Regions from separate parts of the Homo sapiens genome. Here all the other regions are linked to region 2. A link is an interaction called in ENCODE POLR2A ChIA-PET data of the cell type or tissue named here. Cell type or tissue: OCI-LY7. All regions are shown on one strand. Links, peaks and the distances in the headings refer to the core of each region. The heading gives the core; the rest is flanking DNA.

Region 1 (8,439 bases), core at 302-8,301, 110 kb after region 2:
AAGAATGGATTTCTAATTATAAAACTCTTTGCTGGCACTTAAATGTCCTTTTAGATAGATAGAATTCATGATTGGTAAAAATATGTTTGATTTCATAAAGGCTCTCTCAAATCATGAGTGCAGATTTTGGAAGTATCAGGGACAAGACTCTATTAGTCAATTTTCATGCTGCTGATAAAGACATACCCGAGACTGGGAAGAAAAAAAGATGTAATGGACTTACAGTTCCACATGACTGGGGAGGCCTCATGATCATGGCGTTAGGCAGGGAGGAGCAAGTCACAAAAAATGGTTTGTGGATAGCCTACATGGATGGCAGCAGGCAAAAAGAGATTGTGCAGGTAAACTCCCGTTTTTAAAACATCAGATCTCGTGAGACTCATTCACTGTCACAAGAACAGCACAGGAAAGACCCATCCCCATAATTCAATCACCTCTCATTGGGTTCCTCCCACAACACATGGGAATTATGGGAGCTAGAATTCAAGATGAGATTAGGGTGGAGACACAGCCAAACCATATCATTCCGCCCCTGGTCCCTCCTAAATCTCATGTCCTCACATTTCAAAACCAATTATGCCTTTCCAGCAGTCCCACAAAGTCTTAACTCATTTCAGCATTAACTCAAAAGCCCACAGTCCAGTAACTCATCTTAAGTCACTTCCATCTATGAACCTGTAAAATCAAAAGAAAGTTACTTCCCAGATACAATGGGGGTACAGGCATTGGGTAAGTACAGCTGTTTCAAATGGGAGAAATTGGCCAAAACAAAGGGGCTACAGGCCTCATGCAAGTCCAAAATCAAGCAGGGCAGTCATATCGTAAAACTCCAAAATAATCTCCTTTGACTCCATGTCTTGCATTCAGGTCACGCTGATGCAAAGGGTGGGCTCCCATGGTCTTGGGCAGCTCTGCCCCTGTGGCTTTGCAGGGTACAGCCACCCTCTTGGCTGCTTTCATGGGCTGGTGTTGAGTGGCTGCAGCTTTTCTGGGCACACGGTACAAGCTGTCAGTGGATCTACCGTTCTGGGGTCTGGAGAATGGTGGCCCTCTTCTCACAGCTCCACTAAACGGTGCCCCAGTAGGGACTTTTTGTGGAGGCTCCAACCCTACATTTCCCTTCTGCAGTGCCCTACCAGAGGTTCTCCATGAGGGCTCCGCCCCTGCAGCAAACTTCTGCCTAGGCATCCAGGCATTTCCATACATCCTCTGAAATCTAGGCAGACGTTCCCAAACCCCGGTTCTTGACTTCTATACACTCAAAGGCTCAACACCGTGTGGAAGCTGCCAAAACTTGGGGCTTGCACCCTCTGAAGCCACAGCTCAAGCTTTATGTTGGCCCCTTTCAGCCATGGCTGGAGCAGCTGGGATGCAGGGGACCAAGTCCCTAGACTACACAGCGGAGGGACCCTGGGCCTGGTCCATAAAATCATTTTTTCCTCCTAAACCTCCAGGCCTGTGATGGGAGGGGCTGCTGCAAAGGTCTCTGACATGTCCTGGAGACATTTTTCCCATTGTCTTGGTGATTAACATTTGGCTCCTTGTTACATGTGCAAATTTCTGCAGCTTGAATTTCTCCCCAGAAAATGGGATTTTCTTTTTTTTTTTTTTTCGAGACGAAGTCTCGCTCTGTCGCCCAGGCTGGAGTGCAGTGGCGCAATCTCGGCTCACTGCAAGCTCCACCTCCCAGGCTCACGCCATTCTCCTGCCTCAGCCTCCCGAGTAGCTGGGACTACAGGTGCCTGCCACCACGCCCAGCTAATTTTTTGTATTTTTAGTAGAGACAGGGTTTCACCATGTTAGCCAGGATGGTCTCGATTTCCTGACCTCGTGATCCACCCACCTCGGCCTCCCAAAGTGCTGGGATTACAGGTGTGAGGAAAATGGGATTTTCTTTTCAATTGCATTGTCAGGCTGCAAATTTTCCAAACTTTTATGCCCAGTTTCCCTTTTAAAACTGAATCCGTTTAACAGCACCCAAGTCATCCCTTGAATGCTTTGCTGCTTATAAATTTCTTCTACAAGATACCCTAAATCATCTCTCTCTAGTTCACAGTTCCACAAGTCTCTAGTCTCTTTGCTAAAACATAACAAGAATTACCTTTGCTCCGGTTCCCAACAAGTTCCTCATCTCCATCTGAGACCACCTCAGCCTGGATCTTATTGTTCATATCACTGTCAGCATTTTTGTCAAAGCCATTCAACAAGTCTCTAGGAAGTTCCAAACTTTCTCACATTTTCCTGTCTTCTTCTGAGCCCTCCAAACTTCCAACCTCTGCCTGTTACCCAGTTCCAAAGTTACTTTCACATTTTTGGGTATACATTCAGCAATGCTCCACTCTACTGGTACCAATTTACTGTATGTCTGTTTTTATGCTGCTGATAAAACATACCCAAGACTGGGAAGAAAAAGAGGTTTAATGGACTTACAGTTCCACATGGCTGGGGAGGACTCACAATCATGGTGGAAGGCAATGAGGAGCAAGGCACATCGTACATGGATGGTGGCAGGCAAAGAAAGAGATCTTGTACAAGGAAACTCCCGTTTTTAAAACCATCAGATCTCGTGAGATTCATTCACTATCACAAGAACTGTGCAGGAAAGACCCACCCCCATGATTCAATCACCTCCCACTGGGTTCCTCCCACGGCACATGGGAATTGTGGGAATTACAATTCAAGATGAAATTTGGGTGGGGACACAGCCAAACCATATCAAAGACTGATGGAGTTGTTCATATCCTTTGAGAAGGAATCAGTTCATTAATCCATGAGTATTATTCCCTTGGATTTTCCCTTAGCATATTCTCCAATGAGGTCTCTAATTTCTTGTTAAATGATGGTCGTTTCACTTTGAAAGACATATACCAAAGGTATACAATTCATTTTATTCTCTTTTCACATTTTAAATAATTTTTGCTGCAGGAAGACAAAGAGAATGCAATGCCTTACACAGCCTGTATCTTCAGCCTCTCCTTTGTAGTTTTGTCCTTGTAAGTAAGACAAAGGATAGGTAGGAGAAATAATAGCTAAGTGTTGAAAAAAAAATTAGTATCAAATAAGAGTGGAACTGAAAGGTTTACTTGTGTTATAGTTGATCAACAAATGTTTATTGACTCACTACTGTGTATTAAAGCACAATAAGGGATATGTTGAGGTAAAAAAGGTTCCTGCAAGAGAACTTGGGGAAACTAGATGCAAATAATGATGCAGTTTAATGATACAAGGTCCAGTGTGGTGGCTTATGCCTGAATACCAGCACTTTGGGAGGCTGAGGTGGGAGGATCACTTGAGCCCAGGAGTTTGATACCAGCCTGGGCAACATAGGGAGATCCTATCTCTATAAAAATAAAAAATTAAAGAAATTAGCCGGATGTGGTAATGCTCGCCTATGGTCCCAGTTACTTGAGATGCTGTCATGGGAGGATCACTTGGGCCCAGGAGGTCAAGGCTGCAGTGAGCCGTGATTGCACCACTGCAATCCAGCCTGGGTGACAGAGTGAGACCCTGTCCCAAAAAAAAAAAAAAAAAAAAAAAGATGCAAGATAAAAATAATCATAATTGTTAGTAATTGCTAAATGAAGTGTTTAGCTAAGTGCTACAGGACTTCAGGGTAGAACACTGTGGGCTGGCTAAACCAAAGGCTTTATGGAAGAAGAAAAATTTTAAGAAGCTGCTGGAAATGGGTAGAATTGTATAGATGGAAAATAGGAAGAAGTTGTTTCTGCTCTGCCTTTTACCTGGAATGCCAAGTGTGGAAATCAGGAAGAGGAGTGGTAGTATTATGTTACTTTTGAGTCAAAATCAGCAGTTAATCATGTGGGAGAATTTTAACTTAATGAGCCTAAGAAAGCTTCTTGATGATTTCAGCATATTGTAAGTCCTCTTAATTCAGGTCTGTAAAACAAAAACAAAAAACTTCTTTAAATGCTGGAAGGGCTTCGGGAGAGTGATATAATCCAGGAAATTCACTATGAAAGCAACAATATTTTATTATTAAACTTGGACATTTCAAGTATTTAACTGAGGGAAATAACAGACAAAGAAGCCATGTGTCTCTGCTGGAGAAACTTTATTTTCCAACTGAACAATAAAACCTTACTTACCACAGACTATCAAATAAGCTTTCAGAGATTCTGATATTGATACAAGTTACCAATGTAAAAAGGAAATTATTTCCTATATGCTGTCCTCCTTCCTTATCCTCAGAAATGAAATTCTTTTTTTCCCAAGATCACATTAAGGAAGATATTATTATCATTCTTGTCATTTTATTCTCTTTTCCCTTTTTGCTGTCCAGCTTTCTTCTATGACAAATGGAGAGTACACTTGTCAATATGTTATTAATAAATTAACAGTTTACTAATACCTAAAACAATACTCATTGCCATTTACAACTAGATATAACAGAGATGCAGAGATTATCAACTTCATGATGAGCAAGCATACATAGTCCTTGGGTTGCATGGATTTTTTTCTTTAAAGCCACCCTGGTCAGGCTTTTTTTGTTTGTTTTTAAACTAAAAATGAATATCTTTTCAGGAACCTGGAGGAGTCATAAAGAAAAAGCAGATGTTACTATATCAGGCAGGGTAGTTTTATTTTTTCTATGGAAGTAAAAAAAATTATGTAGTGCTTTTAGCATCGTAATATATGAAATCTCCAGTTAAAAGAACGCTCATTAGCTTAGTATGTATTGTTTAATTTAAAAAATGAAAATTAATTTTATTTTTGTATAAAACATGCTCCTGTCGGACAATACAGAAATATATAACGAAAAGTTACCCTAGTCTTAATTACTCAGAGATACCTAGTGTTAATATTTTGGTGTATAGCCTGCATGGCCATAAAAATAGGTTTATCACATGTGTATATTTTTGTTACTTTTCTCTCTCAACAGTATATAGAGAATTGCTTTTAAAATTAATAAACATAATTTTAACAACTACGTGATATTTCATTATAATGAATATTCCATAATACAGTTAATTATCCTCTTTTTTTTAAATGTTTTTCTCCTGAATTCTTCACTATTATAGATAGTACTGTGATGGAATTTGCATGTATGTCATTGCACACTTGTTTGATTATTTCCTTAGGATACCTTCCTAAATATTGACTTTTTGGGATTAAGAGTATGAATATCTTCTATTGGAAATATTTTCATACATTAATTTCTGTCCATGGTATATGGGAGTGCCTGTTTTTCCTTGTTCTTACTAACCTTGGATATTGATAATTTTTGCCAACTTGAGAGATGTTATAAAAGTCTTCTTGTATGTTGAATATTAATACTAATATTAGTATTTGAATACTAATGAGATTGAGTCTTTTTTGTTATGTGGTTGGCCAATTTTATTTCTTTGTTGAGTTGCCTAGTTATATTCTTTCCTTATTTTTATTTGCACTATCTCCTATTGACATAGAAGAGCTCTTCATATATTAAGGGTCTTTTTGTCAAATGTTTTAAGTTTTTTTTTTTTTTTTACTTTTAAAATTTTATAGGTTTTTGCTGACAAGTTTTTTTTAACCTTTTTATTTTGAAATAATTACTGACTTACAGGAAGTTATAAAAATTGTACAGAGAGGTCCTTTTAGCCATCATCCAGCTTTCCCCGTGGTAACATCTTGCATAAGTATAGAACATTATTTAAACCAGGAAATTGGCATTGGTACAGTACTGCCAACTAAACTACAAACCTTATTTGGCTTTCACTCGTTTTTACATGCATTCGTTTGTGTGTGTGTGTGTGTGTGTGTGTGTGTTCTGTGAAATTTTATCACGTATATAGATTTTTGTAACTACCATCATCAAGATATAGGACTGTTCCATCGCTATGAAGAAAATTCCTGGTGTTGCACTTTGAGACTACAAAGTGCAGCACCAGGAATTTTCCTCCTTTCCTAACCTTGAGCACTGCCTGATCTGTTCATTTTTATGTTTTTGTCTTTTGAAATGTTATAGAAATGGAGTCATATAGTACGTAACCTTTTGAGATTGACAGTTTTCACTCAGCGTAATGTCCTTGTGATCCACCTAAGTTGTGTATGCCAGTAGTTTGTTCCCTTTTACTGCTAATTAATATCTCATTGTATGAATGTACCATAGTTTATATATCCATTTACCATAAACATTTGGGTTGTTTCTAGTTTGGGCTGTTACAAATAAAGCTGCTCTGAACATTCATGTATAGGTGATTATGTGAACATGTTTTTGTTTCTTTAAGATAAAAGCTTGGGAGTGTGATTGTTGGGTTGTATGGTAAGTGTATGTTCAATTTCATAAGAAATTGCCAAATTGTTTTCCAGAGTAGCTGTACTATTTTACATTTCCACTGGCAAGGTATGAGAAATCTAGTTTCTCCATATCCTTTGTTAGCATTTGGTATTGTCAGTATTTTTTATTTTAGCCATTCTAATAGATGTGTAGTAATATCTCATCTTAGCTTTAATTTCCTTAATGCCTAATGATGTCGAACGTTTTTTCATGTGCTGATTTGCCATACTTACATCCTCATTGGTAAGATGAATACTCAAGTCTTTTTGCCTATTTTCAAATAGACTGTTTGTTTCCTTACTGCGGAGTTTAGAGAATTCTTTACATATTCTGGATAGAAGTCCTTTGGATATAAAATTTGCAAATATTTTCTTCTAGTATGTGGCTCATCTTTTTATCTTGTTAATGGAGTCCTTTGCAGAGTAAAAGTTTTAAATTTTGATGACATCCAGTTACTGGTTTTTTTTTTTTCTTTTATAGATTGGGTTTTTGATGTGATGTCTGAGAACTCTTTTCCTAGCCCTAGGTCCCAAAGATGTTCTCCTATGTTCTCTTCTAAAAGTTTTATAGTTCTGTGGTTCACATTTTACATAAATCCGTGATCCTTTTTGCATTGATCTTTGTATGCGGTGTGCGTTTTAAGTCAAGCTTCTATTTTATTTTTTATTTTTGCCCATGGATGTCCAGTTGTTCCAGCATGATTTGTTGAAAAGACTATTTTCCCTCCATTGAACTACTTTTGTACCTTTGTGAAAAATCAGTTGGTGTATTTGTATTTATCCACTTCTGGATTCTCTGTTCCATTGGTCTATTTGTCTTTTCTTCTGCCAATACTATACTGTCTTGATTATGATAGCGATGTAGTGAGACAATATAAGGCAGAGTGATTCTTCCTACTTTTCTTCTTTTTCAAACTTGTTTTAGAATAAGCTTGTCTGTATCTATCATAGTTGTGGTAGTCGCAGCAAAAGGCTAGCACCTCTCCAGCTTGTCTGTGTGGGACTGGTTCTGGCTGAGGCTAGAAGAAGGTGACGGTACTTTATTGGAGTGAGCTTCTGAACATCCAGTTGAGCAGAGGGTGGGAAGGAGAATTTTTTATGGAATAGGAAGTGATTCCTAAAGATATAACATCATTTAAAATTATTTTCCTTTAGTGCTATCAGTTTTAAGTATAAATAATATCAATAGAGCATTTAGGATGGCTTTGCTTGAAAGCAGAAGAGTAGATAGGTAAGTTCTTAAGGACCATTCTGTTGTTGTTTTCATTTTATCCACTGTTGTCAGGGACTTCGGTTTAGGTTTCTACAGCAACCAGTCTGGACTACATAATACCAACACTTTGTGTGCATGTGGTGTTAACTCTGATGCCTTATACACTACATGTGGCAGAGTTACAGTTGCTATGGAGATCAATCTTTGGACACACTTGGTTGATAACGATGCTTTTCATATATGGATTTTGCTGCTGAAAGAATATGAGGTGATGCTAAGTTAACCAAAAGATGCATAAGACTGTCAGTAGTTTATAGCTTAGAATCTCACATTTGAAAACTTTAAGTTATACATTTGCTCACAAACATACTGAAGTATGTGTGTGTGTGTTTGTGTGTTTACAAGTTTGATACCTGGAAAATACAGTAGAGGGAAAATGTGATTCTAAAGAACACATTATCAGAGAATTTGATGGATTATTTCTCTTGGCTAGTCTATACCATTTCTAAAACATACTGTAAAAATTCAAAGACTAAATATCTTACATAATTTTAGTAGTATTATCATAAGGTCAGTTGTCAGTAGGTAAGCAAAGGAAACACAATTCTTGTGTACTGCTCTAATTTGAATGTAGATCCTAATAAGGACCTTTTTCTTGGAGCACTATATCTCTGAAGTCTTAAATGCCACAAATAAAAAACATTGAAGAAGTAGAATAAAGAGTTTTATTTTTTCTCTTCCTTTGACAAAGTCAGTTAAACTGGGATGCAACTCTCAGTGCTAAATTTAAACTAATATAGACTATCACTGAGTGTTTTCATTTGTAGCATTTTTGAGACAAATGTGGTTTTAGATTGATATCCATTTCTGCTTTGGCCTAGGGAAACTCGTCATTTATGAGTTGCTATACTAGAGCAGTGGTTCTCAACGCTGGCTGCACATTAGTATGT
Region 2 (8,439 bases), core at 250-8,249:
TGAGCCATGGCGCCCGGCCTTTCAAATTATTAAAAAACTAGAACAAGGAAGCAAAACTTTGGTGCTCTTAGGAATTTGTGTTTACTTGTAAATTATCAACATTCCGAATCCATAAAGAACACTAAAAACTTGAGATCCGAACAAGAAAAGTAAATAATCATCCTTTACATTGCCTGCAGTAGCCATTTGTCTTGACTTTTAATTTCCTTCTTGATTTTTGGATATTAGTTTGGACAATAAGATATTTCCCATGTAAAAGGAAAGAGATCAAACACAGGCCATTTGGAAGTGACTAACATTTGTGGTCTTGTTTGTTACTCCTTTTTAGAGGGATAATGGTTACAAGACATTACTCCCTTAGGAAAGAGTATTTTTACGTGTGCATTACTATGCAAAGTAAAACTGGTGTTAGCAAGTTGGACTAAATGTTTTCACAAGAGTGCAAAATCACTAAGGAGTCTCTGCAACTTTCCAATTCCTAGATGAATTACAAGGACAGAAATGCTCTCAAGTCCAAAAATGGGCTGGGAAAAGAGTGAGCTATTAGTTCCCTGAAAAGTCTCCAATACATGAAATAATGAGATTGACATCCCATTGTCCATACAATGCCCACAGACTACATAAGTATTTTTCTTACCCGCTGTTTCAAAAACTTTTAAGCCAGCAAATAAGCCTTCGGGGATAAGGACCCTACAAAATATATTATGAATTAACACTATCCACTTCCTAGAGCCAACATTCTGAAATGTGTAAACTAGTAGTTAGAGTCCTTAAGTGAATACAGCTGTGATTCATGGTCCTCTCCTGGCAGTGTTGAGTAGAAGTATTTTGAAGAAAGCCTAATATTCGTAGCAATCCAGACAACTCTTCAAATAAAAATTTAAATTCAGTTAAAAATATAACCTATATACTATATAGGTTAACCTGGCTTCAATCCATCCCACCTTATTGCATAGTGACAGTCTGTGAGAGATGTATGTGACACTTTCAACCCGCCCCATTAAACAAACACAGAAACCCAAAAAGAAATGAAGGATTGAGAGGCAAAAGAAATTTCAAGAGCCCATTTTCAGTGGGCCATCATTTTGAGAGTTGGGTTATTTTTGTCCTTGTTTTCAGCAGCAAATCAATTCCTGACTCTACACCCAAGCGTGTGTGAAGAGAAATGCACAGAGACCACAAGCACAGCTGTCCAATTTACATTCACAAATGCAGGTGTTGCTCAGACACAAAACAGAGGTCAGCTGAATACTGCTCCTAATTAGCTACCTTTTCTACTAGGATTTTTCTTTGTAAAGTTATGCATGCAATTTGGGTTCAACTTAGAGACCATTTTTAGATCCCACCATGCTATCCAGCAAGAAGCGGGCTGTCATAAAGCATAATTTACAGCACAGTTAATTTTATGTTTTTTTAAGTCTACACTATACCTAAGGCAAAATTCTGTTCTGCACACACACACATTATTCACTCTGTTTTCTATCCACTTCTCAAAACTTAAAAAAGGTAGAATTTAGCCAGAAAAAAAATCTGTTATGTAGGAATGGGAAGAATTTTGCCCTTTTTCTAAGATTAAGAAAGTCCACAATTTAATTAACAAGGACTAAGGACTTTGTTAAATGATACAAGAGGAGAAGTAGCTATTTGCTATTGTCTTCAGTACGGAACACCCAGGGGCTTATTACAAGCAGTTCTTAGAAATGGCAGGATGGAGACTGGTATCTAATACAATCCATTAGGAAACCCAAGCCCTAAATGAAATGACCACAAAATCCTATCAGTTAACAGAAATGCAGCAGCTGTACATGTTTATTGTAAGACAATATAATATTGTAACAGAGATAACACTCTTTAAAATTAAAAAAAAAGAAGCCAACAAATGATAGACTAGTTTATTTCTCTATTTGGAAAAAAAAAAAACACACACACACACACACACACACAAGAAGGCATAGCACATCAGAGCTTTGGGATATATAAGGAAGGATGAAGACTGCAGAGAAGGGAGGAATTGTTTGTACACTAACAGACAACTGGGATCAGCTGGCAAAGTCACTGGCTAAACACCAAACTGCTGCAACTTCCAGGTTTAGCAAGATGTTCAAAGACATATCCCAATAACGCCTGGTAGAAAGTGAAATGTGATGGTCCTCCTCCCACTGCTGACTTTACCTGCTGTAAGTATTTCAAATGCTAATTCCTATCCTCGCTCCCAGTTATCCATTTTTCAAAAATGTACCCTATGAAAGTTTAAATTCAGTTTGACCTTAAACTTTATAATGATGTAAACAATATAGATATAGATATGGTATTCTGGAGTGTTTTTCCAAATGGAATCAGGTGTCTTTCTTCAAAGGCTCACTATAAAATACAGTTTGCAAAATATAACATGTATCACCAGGATTGTGACAAATCCATCTTGCTTGATTTTAGTCCCTACAGGCAGCCCATCAAGATTCAGACCCATAACCCTTCAGAATTATAGAAAGACAAAAAGCCCTGTTCTATAGCCATCTTCTGGATTGGAATGCAAAGTATTTTGTTGTGGTAAGTAGGGCTTTGAAGAAGAAAGCACTGGGCCCACTCCTGGGTTTGTTACTCCAGTGCTCGGCATTCAAAACGGGAGCCCCGGGGTCTCAGAGATCATTTTAATCCCCCTATATTAAAACAAAACGTGTCTCCCGTGCATCATTCTTCCCACCCTCCTCCCCAGATTCACTGGCTCCTCCCAGGGGAAAGTGAACTTGACTGCTGACAGTCCCAAAAGAATTCCAAACAATTTCCTTACTTGCCTCTCTGTTTCAGTGAAGATTATGAGCCTAACTCTTAGAGACTGCTACTAAAATTCCACCCTGCTGAATTCTGCAGCCTAATTCTTTTGGCATTATGTTTTTTGGCAGAATGAATGTGACCCAAATTTTCAGGAGATAATTTGCTGCAACAGTGCCTGCAATGCAGTGAGCCCATAATTAGCATTTCAGGATTGCAAATATCACACTTTTGGAAAAATAATAATTGTTTGCTTCAAGAAGAACAGATTTGGATCTTGTATTATAGAAATGGAAACAACAAAATGTGGACAATTTTAGTAAAGATTTTATGAATTAAGGAAGCTTTACATATCAATGGAAAATAATTGAGGACTAGCAAGTTACCGCAGTAGTTGGTGGCAAAGGCTACAGCAGTTCTTTAAGGATTCAGAAAATAGTTGTGTGCATGTGCGTGTGATTGTAAAAACATCATGCATTCCATTTCCCATCCATGGTGGCTAACACTATTCAAAAAGGACATTTTCAGACCTGGGATGTCTTCAAAACAAAACCAAAAAAAATTCTAACGATGGCTGTTCCTGTGTTTACCCACCACGCTCCTCACAAATGCTTGGCTGTGTGAGCAATGTTGTTTCACGTATTCATGATTTCATCTTTTCTCAATATCAATCAGCTTTAACATAAGATGTCAAGAGAGACTTGACATTTTTCTTGACAAGAACTCGTGGGCCAGATTTTGAAAAGAGCAATAGCAGTATTTCCACTGGGTACAAGAATTAAACTAAGTGGGCTAAAACTTTCTGGCCATGCTTTTGTGGCTAATTACTTGGCTTTTTAAAGAAATATCTACCACTTATCTTTCATGTACTCAGAGTGCAGTCTGCACTCTACTGCTGGAAAGACACTGGCCATGAGGATACCAGCTGTGATCACAGTGTCCTCATCAGATTCATTCACCCTCTCAGAACACAAACACTAAGCCAAGAGAAACACATTAGAAGGGGATTCCTTATTCCAAAAGGTTAAGCATGACACAAAAGGGGAATCAACAAAACAGAGAGAATAAAAATATAAAAGTAAAAGGTGCGCAGTGTTTTCCGCTAGAAGCTATGAGGCACATGCGCGTGTGGGCTGGTGAGGCCTGTGGGGGGCCGCCTCTCTCTCCGGTGCTCTTACCTTATTTCTCTTGAAGTAGGCTCGTCGGCAGGCCGCAAAGCACTTCTCGCTGCAGAAGCTTTTCACCTCACTTCCCATACTCAGGGAATAGCGCTTGATTCCCACTTTCTGGCACCAGGCACACATTATTTGTACATTTGACACATCATCTTCTATAATAAAAGTATAAGAAAAATGTTCATATCAGAAGCAAACATCCCTTCAAATTTAGACACACCCTGAACCTGACAGAGCTACCTGGGCCTGATTTTAGTTTCTGGACCTTGGAGAAGAAGTGCTTTTTCTTTCTCTCTCTCTCTCTCTTTCTCTCTCTCTTTTTTTTTTTTTTTTTTTTTTTTTGGCTCCTAAGTTTCCAAAAGACATTTACTTAAAAACCAGAGCATGACTGCAGAGCCACAAGGGCTCCTAGGGCTTCTTAGCCTGGTTTAAAAAAAAAAAAAAAAAAGCTTCATCTGCCTAGTTAAACCAGCCCCAGCACTAACGAAGCTTGTAAAATAACCCATTTCTTCAAAGGTCCTGTGAAAGCCTGCAGGATCTGCACTGGGTGGGACAATTTGTAGGGTGCTAACTTACAAATGGAACACCCTCATGTGAACCTTGACCAGACGCCAGGCTCAACCATGGCCTGTTCCCTATTACTGTTAAATGATATGTGCTATTGTTTATTCTTGCAATGTAATAATTCCCAAGCAACACGTTTAGTCAAAAAGGAAAGATGTGCGTGGCCAGATTCTGGCAACGGAAAGGGACAAGCCTGGCTCGCTGAACAGACTCTGACAATGCAGCCTTCCGGCACTGGTGTCCTAAGGGAGATGCAGGCCTGATTGAAATTCTCCTCCATGTGATGTGGTTCCTGGGCCCTGGATGGAGGGATGGTAATGGGAATGCCAGATCATTCTCAGCCAGATTGGTGGTCCTCCCAGCCCCTCATGTCATGTCATGGGGTTGCTCAGAATGAATTTAGGTGGTTTGCAAATATTTCCATTATTTAAATTGTATTTCTTTTCCTTTGTATGAGAAGAAAACAAATTTAACTAGCATAATGAGCCCATGATATCACAAATACTACTGCTTAAAACAAAGGATTTTAAAGTGAGTCAATTAGTAAAATATATTCAGTAAGTCATAGTGCAGGTGGTCAGAAGTTATGACAAACATTATGATGGTGATATTCAGGTCTGGGAAAAACTGGCCTCTGAGGGGTGGGTGGGGGTGAATAAAAGGAAACTTTAAGTAGACACCTAAGTAATATTTCCTTGTTGCCTCTTAACGGCTTTTGCTACATCTTGAGTTTTCTCTGTCCTCCCAATTGATAGTGACTGTGTGTGTGTGTGTGTGGTGTGTGTGTGTGTGTGTGTGTGTGTGTGTGAGAGAGAGAGAGACTGATTGCCACATCTCTTCTTCCTTTATGGAATTTTTTTTTTATTAACCCACATTCATGCTCCAGACATGAATGGTAATCATAAAATCCCCAACAAGCACTCGTATAGTGTTGTCTGATTTCTGGATAAAATCCCCCAAAGACTAATTGCTAAGCAAGGCCTGGTCCACGAGTTGTTGACATATTCAGGGTTCATAGAGTTTGTCATGCAATCATTTCATTTCCAGGGAAAAGATTTGGTTTGAGGCAGTGTGGTCATCAGCCTGCAAAATTAGAAGCAAACTAATTTGTAGTGCAGAGATATGGCTTTTTTCCCCCTGAGTATCACCACTCAGAACTATATGCAGCATTTTATTTACCTCAATGGAATAAATATTGCCATTTTAATGACCTTTTAGTATTTCACAAATTACATATTGTGATCTATTGTTATCAAGTGAGATAGTATAAAAAATGACCTTTGATGTCAGTCCAACATTTTTGATAACTTTCTTTAAATGGTATAATATGAAATCAAATGTCAAACAATTACTGTATTTAATAATTTGTTCTATTCAAAGCAAGCTTTTTGATATTTCAGGAATATCCTTAACAAAAAAAATTTAAAAATAAATAAATAAAAGCAAGCTTTTATTTATATTTTACATGATCTCTAATATGGCATCTCTCTACATATGAACATTTTACATGGTATGAAAAATTAGCAAAGCTTTATAATTTACCTTGGTGTATGGAGCAGTTTTCTTAGATTAGAAATAGCATATATTTTAAAATATTCACCTATCTTTACTAAACTAGATAGCAACTAATAGTTTCTATTTTTCCCAATTGATAAGATACTTTAAAATCTTAAATTCCTGAAAAAGAAGATACAGCAGAATTCTCATAAATTATCCACTGGCAGTAAGCTTGATTCTGGTGAAATCTGTAAGGAAAAAAATTTATGCGGGAAATCACCTGGCCTCACAGTTTAATGAGGAGACCCCACTTCCCAAGGAGCCATTTTAGAACATGCATTAGGTCCCCCTCATTATTTCTTCCTTTAAATAATCTGATTTGGGAAACAAAGCATAAAACTGTTTAAGTCCTAGATCTTCAGCTATAATGGACCAACACTGAGATGAGAAAGAATAGAGTGCAAAGCTATTCACAAGGCCAGGCGCTTAGCTTGCAGCTTGGACCTGGCCTGAAGGAATGATGCTTGAGGCCAAAGGGCAGCTCCGGGGTCTTTCTCAAGCTTCAATCCATCATCACCAGACAGACCCACTTGTCATTTTTTAAAGGGAGGCAAGAATACTTTCTTACAAAGGACCTAACAAATAAACGAACAAAAAGGTAGAATTTTAAAACAGATTATTTCTTATAAATCATTCTTACTACAAAGCAACAATATGACATGAGACCAAATACATTGTGCACTTTTATATCTGGCTGCTGGAAAAACTTCTAGAATGATGGTTAGCATCTGCCTTGTTAAATAAGTCAACGCTCCCCGCAGTTTTTCATACAACTCCATTTCATAAAGGTATATGCTTTGGGAAAAGCCCATCAGATTTCTCCTTTTCTAGTATTAAACTGTTATCAGCAGCTAATGATCCAAAGAACAGTCTGATAATTGGGTTATTCAAAAAATTTAAAAAACATTTTCCGGTATTTCAGGCATTCTAGATTTATAAAAGTCTTTTATATTAGTAACAGATTTTAGAAACTAATAAAGAACTGTGATTATCTAAATTAATATTGTCAGCCAAACTATAGTTCAAAATTCTGTCATCAGACATGAGATGGTGTCCCCATCTTATGACTGCACCCCTAGAAAAGTGAACACTTCTTAAGTGGTTAAAGTCAAAAGGATCAGTCCACTTCAACCCTGCATCTCTTTCTACCTGAAACACGGAAATGAAATGCATGCTTTACAATAAACATGGAAATGAAATGCATGCTTTACAATGGCAAAATAGAAGGTTTCAGCACTTTAACTTTTCTAACTTGATCTGCTTTAAATTTTTTTTTCTACTTAAAAAAATATTTCTTCAAGCTAGGGAAAACCTAATTACCTGTCTTACATTTTGGCTAACGGTCTGTGCCATTAGAGACTTGAGATTACCTCAGAGAAGATTCACATAACAGATTTTTACATGACATTACCTTACAGCCATCAGCCTGTGCATTTTTATAATAAACAATACAACAAATGTAAAATGTTTACAGCATTAAATCACATTCCCAAAGAGAACGGTTTGTATAACATAATTTTCATATGATAATATCATATAAATATGTATCAGTCAAAATAAGCATATTTCAATTAATCATGAAAAATTTGTACCGAATTTAATTAAGCAGAATGTTTAAGGCATTTTCTTTCCAATCTAATGTTCCAAGAGCTATAGAACATTTTTCTACTTTACATCCCAGAAGTTCAGATTACTCCAAGATGAAATCAAAATTGTATTTATTATAGTGCAGAGAAGTATGAGATCAAGCATTTCTGGAATGCCCTGCTGAAGTTGTTTGAGAAATTGCCTTATCTGGTGACTTTTAAAAATAAGGATGGCCATTGGTCAGTGATCTTCTTGGGGCATTTAAATTGGCTATAAACATGTATACTAACTTACCTGACCAGTGCCCAAAGAAAATCAGTAGGGCATTAATGGACTCCAGGCAATTAAACTGTAGATTTACCACCCCTTTGTAACTTTCATGGGAGTCCAAGACTGAGGGGAAATTCCGAAAGTATTTGCTGGGACATCTATCTCCTCCAACAGTTCCTAGAATGCACACATCCAGATAATCAATGAAAGACCTGGATTATATTTGAGACAAGTTACAAGGCAGTCTGAGGAGACTCCTGTGTGTTCCCCATGCCATGAAATGACATGAAATGGCCCATGGCCGGGCTGCACTGTGTCAATCTACTTGTTGCAGCAGCTATATTTAAAAACAGAATAAAGTCAAGGCCTGGAAAGCAGGCAAGAAACTGAAGTTTGCTTTCTTTATAACTTCTGCAAAAAAGAAATTCCTTTTTGAAATAATTCAATTCCAAACACTTTAAAGCAATCTAACTTAAAGTTTCTACAGAGTCCACCAGGAGTTTCTGTACAATTCCCT
Region 3 (8,439 bases), core at 250-8,249, 1.0 Mb after region 2:
ATTAAAATATTGTAACTTCCTAAGGAAACATTTGGATTATTTTACAAGTCAAAGGTATGACATGATTTTTAAATCATAATACATGTTTACTGAGCTATCCTTATGGGTCAGGCCCTTGTGATTCACACACTTTCATTTTATCTTCCCAACAGCTAGGTAGGTAGTCTTTTTTTAGTGCCCGTTTGTCCAAGGTCCCACCACAGGTAAAGTCTGACTCTGACATAGAGCTCTGTGTCTCTGCTGTCTGGACAGGCCTTCAAACGTATCTTGAAGTAGTAGCCAGGGAAAATAGGTTTGAGTCTTGGCTTAATTCCATTCCCTGTCAAAATAAACCAACTAAGTATATGTATTACTCTGTCCTGCCAATGATGTTGCAATCTGCTTTTCCCATGCAGCAGACGCTTGATCAGCAAGCAGTCCTCTCTATGCTTAGTATAGGCATTAAAACAATTTTTTTTTTTTTTTTTTTGGCTATTAGATGCTTTTTACAAAACTGGTTGCTTGCTCTTCAACTTGGCTCAACTACTTGACTCCTCCCCCCCTCAGAGGGGCAGCCTGTTTATCACCAGCCAGACTGCTGAATTTCCTAAAAATACATGAATGTTCATAGTGGCTTCATTCATTCATAATAGCTAAAAACTGGAAACAGCTCAAAGTCACCGGACATGGCTTGTGAACAGATAAACAAATTGTGGTACATCTACACAGCAGAGTATTATTCAGCAATAAAAAAGGAACAGACTTCTGAAACATGTAAGGATATGGATGCTAAATGCTTTTGCAGACTCCAAATGTTACATACTGTATGGTTACATTTATATGACATTCTAGACAGTGCAAATCTAATCTATAATGATAGAAAGTAGGTCGGTGGTTGCCTGAGGGTGGGGTCAGTGGGTGGTAAGTGGTGGTGGTGCAACAGGGAAGAGGCACAAAGGAACGTTGAGGGTTAAAGTTCTATATCTTGATTGTGGTGATGGTTACACATGAGTACTTATCTTTCAAAACTCATCAAACTGTACATTTAAGATGGGTATATATAAATGAAGTTAAGATACAATCTCTTTAAAACAGAGTTTTCCCCCTGGGAAATAAAGAATAGAAATGCACTGTGTGGCACAATCCATCTGTCTTGGGTGCACATTTCACAGGGTCTCACTGTATTGACCAGCCTGGTGTGCAGTGGCACGATCACAGCTCACTGCAGCCTCAACCTCCTAGGCTCAAGTGATCCTTCCACCTCAGCTTCCCAAGTAGCTGAGACTATAGGCATGTGCCACCATGCCCAGCTAATTTTTAACTTTTTTGTAGAGAGTTTCACCATGTTGCCCAGGCTGGTATCAAAGTCTTGGGCTTAAGTGATCCTTCTGCCTCAGCCTTCCAAAGCGCTGGGATGATAGATGTGAGCCACCGTACCCAGCCACGTTATGCAGTTCTTAATGAGGGATCTCGTGTCATTTCAAATGATAGACTCGTTGACAGGGGAATGCAGTCTTCTCCCACGGGACCAGGTCCCTGTGGATATCCAAGATCATATCTCCAAACAGGATCATCTGAGCAGGGCTCAGAATGCCCCATACCTCCTGAGTAAAGTCCTCAGTCACATCTTTGAGGAACACCCCTTCCTAAATGCGATACGTATTTCTTTTCAACCAGGAATTGTTTCTTTCCATTGTTCAGGGGGAAACTAAGGCAAATGGAGACAAAAAACTAGCTGGCCTGGGAGTTGTCAGAGAGGGACCTTCTTAGGTTTGAGCCTTTGGGTCTGGGGTCTTAAACCTAGGATGGGAAGCCACAGACCCACCACCTTTCCAGGCTTGATGATAATTTGCTAGGAAGGGGAGTGTTTTGCAAAGAGGCCATGAGTGACCATCAAGTTTCTTCATGCTTCCTCAGATTCCTCTGCCCCTGACTTTCCCACAGGCCTGGGCAGGGTCCTGAGGGTTCCCAGGCTGGGTGTTCTCAGAGCACATGCAATCCTGGGTCCTCCTTTGTATTTACCTTTTTACTGTGTATTTTCTGCCCACCTTACTTAAGGCAGCCTGCACACCTTACAGTGCAGAACCTGCACTTGGCACCCTTCCATCATCCATGTCCAACTGGGACGGAGCAGTCCACAACAGGACTATTGTAGAGGTGGCACATGGGTTGTGTGCTACGACCTGCTTTAGAGTGTTCTTGTTGGCTAATATGAAATGTGGCTCATTAGGGGCACATGTAACCATCCACGAGATCATATTCCAGCAGCGTGTAGAGGCCCAGGCAGCACTAGCTGCAGTGCTGTTAGGTGATTCTCAACCTTCGTGGTGTGGCAGCGCCTACTATATATACTACTATATATTCCTACTATTACCACTTAGTAAATGTTACCTTGTAACATTTGCTACCCATTAGTTAAGGAGATAATGTAAATGGTAGAGTTTTTTTGAAACTGTTCTGGTTCTGAAGCTGGCCGAATCATGAATTTTTCTTTTTTTCCTTGCTTAAATAAATTCTGCTAAATTTGACTATCTAAGGGTTTTTCCTTTTTATAGTAACTATGGGAACAAAACTAAGTTTTTAAATTTTAATACAATTATGGGTCATTGACATTTGTTTTATGTTTATAATCTGTTTATATCTTTAAGAAATCTAGACTGGGTGCAGTGGCTCACACCTGTAATCCCAGCATTTTGGGAGGCCGAGGTGGGTGGATCACCTGAGGTCAGGAGTTCGAGACCAGCCTGGCCAATGTGGTGAAACCCCGTCTCTACTAAAAATACAAAAATTAGCTGGGCATGGTGGTGGTTGCTTGTAATCCCAGCTACTCAGGAGGCTGAAGCAGAAGAATTGCTTCAATCCAGGAGGCGGAGGTTGCAGTGAACTGAGATCACATCATTGTACTCCAGCCTGGCTGACGAGCGAAACTCCATCTCAAAAAAAAAAAAAAAAAAAAAAAAAGTGACAAGAAATCTAATAACATTTTGAGTAAAGTGATGTTTCTTATAAAAAATAAATAAATAAGTTTTCCTATGTTTCCCACCTTTTCATTCCCCAGTGAATGTAAGCTCCTTGAGAACAGGAAAAATGTTCTGTTGCCTTTCCAACAGCTAGCATGGGGGACTGACAGCTAGAGGTGGACATAAAGTATTTGCTGCTACTAAAGAATTAGTAACATCCCTCCTGCCTTTCAAAAAAGGAGTTGTCAATGCTCTTGGAGACAACTAGAAACATTGTTCTAAACAAATCAGAATGAAAATCTTATCTGCCTAAAACTTAGTGTGGTCAAGACTTGGCAGCTTTATTCTGCCAGAGTGAGGATTCCACGTGTTGATGGAGCTACCGGTGCACAGGTTTACTGCAGCCTCTCAGCCCAAATCTGACTCAGGAAAGTGGAACAAAATCTTGTTACATGTACTCACCTGTGCATCCTTCTAAAATGTGGTCATCAATGTACAAAAGTAACTTTTTTTTTTAAACACGTGTGATTCCCTAAGAGCTCTCACTTTGTTGATTTCTGAAAGATACCTTAGCTTTTCAATTCAGCCACATGGGAATGAGTCAACTGGATATTACTGTAAATGATAGGATTGGCCATGTTACTTGTTCACAACATATGCATATGTGTGTTTGTGCTAGTGAGCAACTTTTTTTCCTGAGCAGTTTTTTTGTAAAAAAAAAAAAATAGCATGAGTTGTGTGGCTTAAAAATATAGGAATTTGAGCTACTTTACACTTCAACTTTAAAAGTTAAAATAGGGGTTAGAAAATTCTGTTCAATAGAAGCAAGAAAGACTTTAGACTCGTGACAGCTAACTAAAGAACGAAGATGGGGAATGGGGAAGGGGGAGAAAAAGGAGAAACACACACAGAAAAACAAGGCCAGGCATGGTGGTTCACGCCTGTAATCCCAGCACTTTGGGGAGCTGAGGCCAGCGGATCACTTAAGGTCAGGAGTTCAAGACCAGACTGGCCAAGATGGTGAAACTTGTCCTACTAAGAAATACAAAAATTGGGCCGGGTGCGGTGGCTCATGCCTGTAATTCCAGCACTTTGGGAAGCCAAGGTGGGCAGATCCTGAGGTCAAGAGATCGAGACCATCCTGGCTAACATGATGAAACCCCGTCTCTACTAAAAATACAAAAAATTAGCCGGGTGTGGTGGCACGTGCCTGTAGTCCCAGCTACTTGGGAGGCTGAGGCAAGAGAATTGCTTGAACCCGGGAGGCGGAGGTTGCAGTAAGCTGAGATGGTGCCACTGCACTCCAGTCTGGCAGAGCAAGACTCTGTCTCAAAAAAAAAAAAAAAAGTTAGCCAGGTGAGGTGGGGCATGCCTGTTGTCCTGTGCCGGAGGATCACTTGAACCCAGGAGGTAGAGGTTGCAGTAGCCAAGATTGCACCACTGCACTCCAGTCCATCTTAAAGAAAGACTTTTATGAGACATGATTCTTTTTTTTTTTTAATAACTTCCAGGATATTCATTCTGAAGACTTTTAGAATTAAAGTTAAAATTGTATTTTCCCATGATAAGTGTATGGCAGAATATCATCTCAGTATCAGAAACACCAGGCAGATGAAGTTAAGTTTAAGGGAGGATCCACATACAGATCCCTGATACCACAGACATTGATTTGGAATAGGCATTAAAAATAAATTAACTATCCTCCCCACCTTTCCGTTTGTGTTTTCCTTTCTGATATTGATTGGGATAATATATGTGGCCTGTTCTATACACACACACACATATACACACACACAAACACACACACGCACAGCAAAAAGAATAAAGAAATGTTCACATAAATGAACTCTGATCTATTAAGCACAGAAGCTTTTCATTTTAACTTTTAAAATATTTTCTATTATATATGATTCAGTTACCTAAGAGTATACTAGATATAATTTAGCTACTTCTTTATGATTCTGGAGACAGAACTATGAACCTCTGTTACTACATTTGTGCTACAATAGTGATTTCTTCCAGGGCTGTTAGAAGGAGTGAAGACTACGGCTTACACTAAATGACCCACAGACTGTAACACTGTCTGGTAGTAAGCAGATCTCTTATGAAAAGGTATATGAAACTGTGACATTTGGCCATTTTTGATCTACAGTCCAATTTCATATGATATAACCAATAATCCTTGAGGTTAGGGCTTCAGAACCTTCTTCTCCGATGTCACTGCTCCCAGTCTCCCGGGGTGGAATGTCTGCTTGCCCCATGCTGCTTCTAATATTTGTCACCACTTCTAGTGCCCACCTCATCTCTGATGCTATTTTTCTTTTTTTAAAAAAATCTTTTTTCTGTCATTTCAACATAATGTAACACATACCTCTCTACTTACACCTCAATGGTTGTGGTTTTTTTTTTTTTTTTTTTCTAATGCTGTCACTTCAGGCCAAACAATAATATCATCCTGTTGGGTACAATCAAAGGTATACTATTGGGTGAAAGAATAGTGACAGACTTTTTAACTTCCAGATTAACCTGTGTCCTGAAAAAGAGGTGTCACTGAATACAAAAGCCATCAATTATAAAAGTTAATTTATAATTTATAATTATAATTTCATTCTCCCAAAAAGCTTCTTTTAAAAAGCAGACTCCCAGTTTCGGGTTGGTATTGTCTTTAAGTCATTTATACTTTGACAGAGACAAAGTGAAACCTAATTGTTTCAAGCCATCGACACATGATCAATCAGAAAGGAAGATAAAAGATAAGATCATGGAATGTCTGAATTGTAGGATCATTTACTCATTCATTCCACTGATAATTATTGAGTGTCTACGTTGTGCCAGAATTTTCTCCGCACCTTAAAGAGGCAACCTGTGGCCTGTAGAATCGAATTATTTTTTCTAAGACATAAGTCAGGCTTTCTAAAAGGTAGCTCAGTATTTTTTCTTGTTAGAAATTATAATGTATCATTAGAAAAATAAGACTTTACTAGAATGATTAATGTGTCACTTTTATGAAGGCATGGCTTACATGCTTTCTCCTAGGCCATGCAGTACAGCAATGGATGTGATAGCATAAACAGCCAATGAGCCCTCTCTTGTGATGGAGCTCTGTCTTTAGAATCCAGGTAATTGTAGATAGAGTGTGCTGGATCTTTCCGTAGGCTCACCCTCCCTCAGCCTTGTCTGCGCCCCAGGCTCCCAGTTATGATGGAAGGTAGAAACTGACTTTCTTGTCCTTAGGATTTGGTTAGGTTCAGCCAGTGGGAGGCCCTGATTTCCCCCCTAATCTCTCCATCTCTTAGTTGGGCTCTGGGTTGGGTGTGGCTGGGTGTGACCAGGGCTTCTGCCAGGCAGCCCACTTCCGCCGCTGTTCTCTCTCCCCATATTCCCGAGCCGCTTTCCCCTCTTGCTCCTTCAGGCCTAAGATGGGAAAGGACCTCACCAGGTGCCAGATGGGAAGGCTTCATTAGCTATTGCTTGAGGTAGAATGAAGTTTTGTGGGGCATGAGGCATATGTTATTTTGAGAGTTTTCTTTAAGACAAAGAACACAAAATTCTGGCTTATAGATTTTAAGGAGAGGGCCTTGGAAGAGGCCATGTGAAAGAAGAACCCTGAAGCCTAAGGTTTTTTTTAGCCCTTCTTGGCTTCCTTAAAACCTCGCCCACACTTTGTAAATAGTCCTTCACTACTTTCCTTAATTACACAACTTGAGTGTGCTATATGTTTCCTGTGCTGGGATCCTGACTAATTCTACTGTGTGCCTAATTATGACTAACAAGTACCCCAGAAGGTTTCTCTACCTGTACTTTGAATAGTCTCCCCAACATTCTCTTTTTCTCACAAAGCTATCCGGCTGAATTAATTTGCTTTACAGTTGAGATGTATTATCCTAATTCGGCGATTTTTTTTCTTATGCATAATGTGTAATTAAAAGGAGATAGAGTAGTTTGAAATTTATAGCAAAAGTATTTCTTATTCTACCTCCTGGATTATATGCATATCCTGATTAACATAATCAAATTACTGACAAGTTAGTTCCTAACTAAAATTTAGCCAAACTGGAAAATGGAAATGTGTTCCTTGTGAAGTCATCAAATCAGTTCCTTTTTATTAACTTGTAACCCAGAAAGTACATTCCTTATGCAATTTAAAAAGAATGACTTGTGCAATAATTCATGTCAAAGATCAAGAATGGTTACTTTAAAGCACTTAAAAGCCACTGGTGAGTCTCAGAATCTAAGTACTAAAGAACCAAGGACTAAACTTCAGTTGGGTCATCCATGTATAAATGATATGATGCAGGAGATGGTGATTAAGTTGGGGGAAAGAGGGTGAAGCGGCCCTTGGAGACAACTAACACAGCCTGCCTGCCCCGACCAGGCACAGCTACAGCCAAGTCAGAGGCCCTGGGGCTGACTGGGACCCAGAAGAGAAATGAGAGCTGGAGAAGAGGAACAGACAAGCCTCTCCAACACAGCACGGACTCTAGCTAGGCTGGCTCTGAGACTTCTAGTGACCTTGAGACCTCATAACTTCAGGTCAGTTTAGCCATGTTTGTAAGTGTGGATTTAATAGTGGATTTATTTCTAGAAAATGGAACAATCTTTATCTTTCCAATTAATATACACTGCCCAGAAATGTCTTAGTTTCCTGTAGTTTCTAGTGAGAATTGTTGACTTTCTACCAACACTTTGCAAATTAAGAAGTAGATTTCACACTTCTATGATCAGAACTCAGGAATACTACTAAATGGGATCAAATCACTTATTCTCTCAAAAGTTGCACATCTATCATACAGGGTACTGAGAAATTCATGTGAAATGATACATGTGAACATCTTTTGAAAAGCACAAAGTAGCCTATGACAGTGATGGCTGGCTTTATTAACAGTGCGATATTTTGCTGATGTTTTGCTCAAGTTAAAATTATAGAAACTAAGTAAGTAACACAATGAATTTATGGTTCTCAACTGGTGAGAAGGAGATGAAAATAACAGCTTTATCAGATGTAGTTTCTAACAGAGCTAATTTGTCTGCAGAACTTGGCATATCATTGCTCATGAGCACTCATCTTTAATGTGTCATGGCTAGAATAAAGAAAACAATATAAGCCTACTCTTTTTTTAATCTCTTTTTTGCAGCTCATAAGGTATGGAGGATATGCAAACTATGCAGGGTGAACACTTTTGAATCACCCTATGTAAAACAGCACCCTCACTTTCTATGATCTATTCTCCTTTATTTTTCTTCATAGCACTTAACATTACCTGAACCATATTGCATATATATTTGTATATTTCTTTATTGCTGTGTCTGCTTACAGAACATAAGCTTCGTGAGGAACAAGAACGTTATTTTGTTCACCTGTGTCCCTACCTCTTCATCAATGCTTGGTACCAATAGGCACTTAAATATTTACCAAATGTACATATTTTCCAGAAATCCTTTATCCTCCAGCCTATCAACAATCAAGAGTCAGACAACAGTGTATCATGGAATGGACAGT

The links. Peaks named below come from ENCODE experiments on the same cell type or tissue, not always from the same donor. Only the 100,000 strongest peaks of a DNase experiment are listed, where the experiment ranks them.
Region 1: POLR2A ChIA-PET joins it to region 2 with 6 read pairs; 2 of 35 experiments call an interaction of 5 or more read pairs at or near these places.
Region 3: POLR2A ChIA-PET joins it to region 2 with 5 read pairs; 2 of 35 experiments call an interaction of 5 or more read pairs at or near these places.

The regions. Positions count from the first base shown.
Region 1 is chr6:107,419,135-107,427,573 of GRCh38, reverse strand. The region is part of intron 1 of PDSS2 (decaprenyl diphosphate synthase subunit 2); the gene reads left to right. Among named protein-coding and RNA genes, the nearest start is that of PDSS2, 36 kb to the left of the region's middle. In OCI-LY7, for the core only: no CTCF peak of the experiment used is centred there; no DNase peak of the experiment used is centred there.
Region 2 is chr6:107,529,119-107,537,557 of GRCh38, reverse strand. It overlaps SOBP (sine oculis binding protein homolog), which reads right to left. Exons shown (of 7, transcript NM_018013.4): 4 at 3,948-4,099. Among named protein-coding and RNA genes, the nearest start is that of SOBP, 43 kb to the right of the region's middle. In OCI-LY7, for the core only: CTCF peaks have their summits at 871 and 1,070; DNase peaks (open chromatin) are centred at 1,177 and 1,677; H3K4me3 peaks cover 1,922 bases; H3K27ac peaks cover 3,693 bases.
Region 3 is chr6:106,500,948-106,509,386 of GRCh38, reverse strand. All of the region lies in intron 2 of CRYBG1 (crystallin beta-gamma domain containing 1), which reads right to left. It overlaps LOC101927405 (a long non-coding RNA gene), which reads left to right and starts at 7,166. Exons shown (of 3, transcript XR_245566.4): 1 at 7,166-7,472; 2 at 8,373-8,439. In OCI-LY7, for the core only: no CTCF peak of the experiment used is centred there; no DNase peak of the experiment used is centred there; H3K27ac peaks cover 89 bases.